2 separate regions of the Homo sapiens genome follow, and region 2 is linked to region 1. The links are chromatin loops, found by intact Hi-C in ENCODE. Cell type or tissue: Panc1. All regions are shown on one strand. Each heading gives the region's core, and the rest is flanking DNA. Links, peaks and the distances in the headings are about the cores only.

Region 1 (2,931 bases), core at 113-2,612:
TCACTGCAGCCTCCAACTCCTGGGCTCAGGCAGTCCTCTGTCTCAGCCTCCCGAGTAGCTGGGACTACAAGTGCATGTCACTGTGCCTGGATAATTTTATTTTAAATTTGTATAGATGGGGTCTTGCTTTGTTACCTAGGCTGGTCTTGAACTCCTGGTTTCAAGCAATCTTCCGGCCTTGGCCTCCAGAAGTTCTGGGAATTACAGGAAAGAGCCACACTGCACCTGGCCTGTGATTTGCATTTTAATAAACCCTCTGGATGATTCTCTAACCACGTCTGGGAAATATTTGTCTAAATCAATGATTATTCATTGTGGTCCTATTAGAAACATTTAGAAAGTATTAAAAATATACTAGTGACTGGTCCCTCTCCAAATTAATTCATCATAATATCTGGGTATTTTGTCAGGGCATTGCTAGTGCCTCAAAAAAATCTTTGTGCATCAAGGGTCAAGAATCAGTGGATTAAATAATCTATAAGAACTTTTCTCAGCTTTTGAATTACAACTTCCAACCTAGCATTCTTGGTTCTATATCACAATACGTCGGTTATAAATGTGGAGTATGCTGTGTATGCAGACTTGCTAGTTATTATGAGCTGAATTATGCCCCTCCCCTCACCCAAGTTCATATGTTGAGGTCTTAACGCCCAACACCTTGGAATGTGACTGTATTTGGATTTAGGGCCTTTAAAATTAAGTTATTGGTTGGGTCCTAATCCAATAGGGCTGATGTCCTTATATGAAGGGTAGATTAGGACACAGATAACACAGACAGAGGGGCGACTATGTGAGGATACAGTAAGAAGGTGACCATTTGCAAGCCAAGGAGAGAGACCACGGAAGAAACCAAACCTGTCAACACTTTGTTCTTGGCCTTCTAGCCTCCGGAATTGTGAGGAAATGAATTTCTGTTGTTTAAGTCACCCAATATGTGGTATTTTGTTATGGCAGCCCTGAGAAACTAATACACTAGTCAAATAGTTCACTGAAACCTATCTTACTTTGAAGAAAATAATGTTCGTCTAATTAGTTCAGAAACAACATATCTCTAAGTATCGACATAAATACACTAAATTAAAGGCTTAACTATACAAAAATAAGTGATTTTGTAGTTTTTTCCCCCAAAGTCATGATTGAAAACAGGTTATGGAAATAAGTAATGCCTTTTAAAATATCATGATCTAACCTTGAGGATGATGTTTTAAATAAAAGGATTAAGAAAGAGCAGGACTAGAAATAATTTCAGTGCTTTTCACTACCAATAATGAATAGCAAACCCAATTTCAATTAAATCAACAAACAACTACCAAATGTTTAACGTTATCTGGTAAGATATAATGTAAATTTTAATTATGAACATATATGAAGCAGAATCTGTTATTTTAGTTTTGATGCCAGGTTTTTATAAAACCACCCTGTCTATTCCCCTCGTATATCCCAATTTCTTAAGTGTCTTCCTTAAGGTTTCCTCAATCTTAACTTTCATCGTATCTATTCAAAGTAAAAATACTAGAGATCCATTTAAAATCAGAGCCCGGGAAAGAACAAACTATTAAAGAAAAAGATATATTGCCACCTAGTGGAAGACAGGCGGAATCATCTTCTTGTAATTCAAGTTTTAAACCACAGAATGGTTAGTACAAGCAATGTTTTTAAATGGTTTTTGATAGTGTGTAATTATGCTTTGTTATTTAAAAGATGTCTTTCCTGTTTAGCTGCTAAATCACTTTTAACTTTTGAGTTATATATTTAGCAATCACTTAAAGGTATACGCTGCTGCTATATATATTGAGCAATAAAGTTGAACATAGTCTTTCTCAAAAACATTGAGCTAGAATGCTAAAAACACTTACAGGTAATTCTGAAAAATATTTACCACCCACAGAATGTCAGTAGTATGGTAAACAGCCAATGTAAACATAGCTGACCAAACATTGGTAAGTCACTTCTCTGGACCTGTTTCCTCATTTAAAACAATGGGGTTACACTATGTAATTTATAAAATATTTTCAATTCTAATATAATTAGATTAAGTAGTTATAATATACACTTATATTTATTATGTTTTAGGTCTCTGTAATAGTTAGGTGAGTGACCAAACTTGGTTTAGAAAGTAGTATTGGTGAATTATTTGGTGTGTGTCCTTGAAATAACATTTCAGCATAGAACTAAAAGAAGTTTATTAATGGGAAGGAACTTCCTATCTATTTATTTGGTTGCCAGGTTTCCAGAGTTTTTTTTTCCATGAGAGTAAGGTGACCTGGCTAATTTTAACTTCAGCAATTACACTCTATCCAGCTAAATTATCCTTGCAACTTTTATTTGAGTATAACATCGTTTATTGTTTCCTGTCCTAAACTTTTAGGAAGTTGTTATTAACTGATTTACTCTTGTTGACCTTTAACAAATACACAGGATGATATTAACTACTGGTAATTCTATAAGAGCCTTTCTTTCTATAGGCCAGGAAAGGAAAGGGGAGTTTAAAGATACTTCCCTTTTAGTTGCCCTTGGTATGTCCCAAGAATGTCACAATCCTTAATTAGTTAACCATATGATGTGCAGGACCTCTGAAAAGATTTTATTTCAGATGGTATAACGCAAGGAGCTTAAGTTATCAAATTGTTCTTGCTCCAATTGTTGGATACAATTTCCTTCTGTACAGTATTTAGAAGTGTCACCAAAAGACTTCCCTTTCAAACAGAATGAACTTAATGTGAAAATGTCAATAAGTCTAATAAAAATAAGGAAGCATGGTAAATTAGTAGGTGTCTTGAAATACTACCGAGAGGAAGTTTGCTATCAGCACTCAACTTTTAAATAATTAGTTGTGAGAAACTGCATATTATAATACATGATCATTAATAAAATAGAGTACTTAGAAAAAAATTGATATCAAACTTCTGTTTGAGGCTTTGTCCAGAGATA
Region 2 (2,931 bases), core at 209-2,708, 300 kb before region 1:
GAAGAAAAGGCATGTAGTATCACATCTTTCTCTCTCTGTCTCTGTCTCTGTCTCTGTCTCTCTCCCTCTCTCTCTCTCTCTCTCTCTCTCTCTCTCTCTATATATATATATATACATAAAGAATCTGTGCTATCTTTTGCTCTAAATAAAACTGCAAAATTTTGAGCTGAAATATAAATTCCACATACTCTTTTCTAATGGAAGCTCAACCTATAAATGTCCAATTTTACAGTAGAGACCACGCACCATATGGATATTCAGTAGATGTCATGAAGAGAAGTTCTGAGTTTGGCTGAAAAATTTACCTTTAAATGTTTTTTATTCAGTATCTTTAATCTGTCATGGCACCTGCAAAATTTCAGTGACTCTATACATATGGTTAATATTTATTTTGCAAATACCCATTTTTAAATATTTGTTGAAATTCAGGCATACAGTTGGCAGTTAATGGTACACCTAAACCACACCTCATAAGATGAAATAGATGCTTCTAAATTATTAATTCCAAGTAAGATACATATCTAGATGTAGATATAGATATCTATAAAAATCTTTGTTGGAAATACCTTCTTTTGTGCTTCCTAATAAGTCAAAATGGGAGGTAGATGCCCCAAAGGTATTAATAAATAGATATAGATATAATCAGGACAGAATTCTATATACCTTTTTAGTTGCTTAACATTTATTTTGTGAGGCACATAGTAGATAATGTAGAAATTGTTTTCTGCTTTCTAATCTCAATTAGAATACAGATCATTTCATAGATCTTAAATCAATAGTAAAAAAATTTCTCATAATATGACCTTAAAGCAATAAAAAAACAGAAAGCAATTTATGAATATTGTAGCATTACTGGTGTTAACAAGAAATTGAAAATGATCCAAATGTCCACCAGGAAGAGAAAAGTCGAATAAATTAAGATACAGATAGAAAATGGAATGCTATAAATAATATACATCTGTTAGAAAGAATGAGGAAAATTTCTATACACCATTGTGGAGTGATGAACAGGATTTATGAAGGGGGTTAAAATGAAGGAGCATATAGTATACACACTATAGCATCTTTTATATTACAAAAAAGAAAGATACACTGGCATTAACATATGCTTAATTTTTAAAGGGAAAGAAAAAAATAATTCGTTTGAAAATAAAATTGGTTAGCAACAGGTGAGAGGTACAGAGTAGACTGAATAAGAATGTAAATGAGATAAATTTCAATATATCTTGTTATATGCTATTAAATACAAACATGTAAATGTTTGACTTTTGAAAAACAGTTACACAATAAAAAGAAATCCCAACAAATTAAAATAAACTTCACTAAGTGCAAGGCGGAGGCCTGCCAAAAGCATAGAACATGGCAGGAAAGCTGGTGTGGAGAGGTCCTACCACAGTATCTGAGGCTTTCTTTGAGAGCCAAGAAGTAGTCAACTGAAGGCTGGGAGAAAGGCAAGAGGGTAGAGAAATATTTCCTCCTCCAAAGGCACATGGAGCCTTCTCAAAGGGAATAGAAGCAGCCCACTGAAGGTTTGGGACATGGCAAGAGGAAAGAAAAAAAAATAGCCCTGAGGGACCCAGAGCCTTCCCCAACCACAAGGTGGCAGCCTGCTGAAACCTGGAAGCAGAACTGAGAAGTATCCCACCAAAACTCATGGGGCCCTCTCAGATTGCAAGTCATTGGCCAGTCCAAGTCTGCAGGCAGAAAATCAGTTTGAAAGTGGGTCTCCCAAGGTACAGAAAGTTTGGCCAGTTAAGGGGACTGTGGCAGTTAGAGACAAAAGAGACCTCCGCTGCAACTTTACAAGCTTGCTGATGAACTGTAATGGAAAAAGCAAGAGAGATAGAGATAACTCTCTACTGAAGGCAAATCCTTAATCCTATCCTCAAATTCATGAAAGCTACTAGTGAACTAAAAATAAGTAAGAGTAAAACTTAACTACAGATTAGCAACAGGACAAAGGAAGTGGTATGTGCTTTTCTAAGGGTAAACGTTACCAGACGAGTCTCTTTTTTAATTCCCAATATCTAGTATAAAATTACAAATTATGGTACACACAAAGAAGCATAAAAGTATGACTCATAATCAATGAAAACACAGATAATATAGGCAAATCTACAGGTGGTTTAGATGTTGCAGTTAATAGACATGGACTTCAAATAGCTATGATAAAAATAATAAAAGATCTGGCAAAAAAGGCAGGTAACATGCATAAAGATACTGGGAACATCAGAAGAGATGGAAACTATAAATAAGAAACTGTAATAATAGGATACCAAAACTAAAGAGAAAATATACAATATCCGAAATAAAAAATGTATTTGATTGGTGTTAAAGTAGAACGGACACAGCAGAAGAAACACTCACTGAATTTGAAGGTAGGAGAATAGATATTGTTCAAATTAAAAAATAAAGAAGAAAATAACTAAGGAGAATCTGAGCCCTATGAGACAATATCCAATGGTTTGTCATATAAGTAATAAGTGTCCCATAAGGAGAGGACAAAAAATGGGGCTAAAAAACTACTTGAAAAATAAATGCTCAGAACTTCCTAGAATTGATAGAAGACACAAACTTACAGATCAAAGAAACTCAGTTAACCATGAGAAGGATAAATACATAGAAACCCAGGGAATATAGAGTTAAACTTCTGAAAACCAAGAATGTCATGAAAGCATAACTCTTTCCCCTTACCCTGCCCCACAATGAGATATAAAGAGGGAATGGTGATAAGCACGACAGTTGACTTTTTATTAAAAAACAATGAAGGACACGAGGCTATGGAACACTCTAAAATAGTAAATGGGGAAAAATATCAATTAAGATGTCTCCATTCAGAGAAAATACCCTTTAAAACTAAAGACATTCTCAGACAAACAAAATATGAGATCATTTATCCACAATAGCTTTTAACAAGTGCGAAAAGTTCTT

The links. Peaks named below come from ENCODE experiments on the same cell type or tissue, not always from the same donor. Only the 100,000 strongest peaks of a DNase experiment are listed, where the experiment ranks them.
Region 2: a loop joins it to region 1, with 2.6 times the contacts of the local background. A loop is called at or near these places in 27 of 110 quality-filtered maps.

What each region holds. Positions count from the first base shown.
Region 1 is chr4:80,214,059-80,216,989 of GRCh38, forward strand. No RefSeq gene overlaps it. Among named protein-coding and RNA genes, the nearest start is that of PRDM8, 18 kb to the left of the region's middle. In Panc1, for the core only: CTCF peaks have their summits at 1,600 (motif pointing left) and 1,801; a DNase peak (open chromatin) is centred at 1,568.
Region 2 is chr4:79,915,765-79,918,695 of GRCh38, forward strand. The region is part of intron 16 of ANTXR2 (ANTXR cell adhesion molecule 2); the gene reads right to left. Among named protein-coding and RNA genes, the nearest start is that of PCAT4, 90 kb to the left of the region's middle. In Panc1, for the core only: CTCF peaks have their summits at 1,591 (motif pointing right) and 1,791; a DNase peak (open chromatin) is centred at 1,587.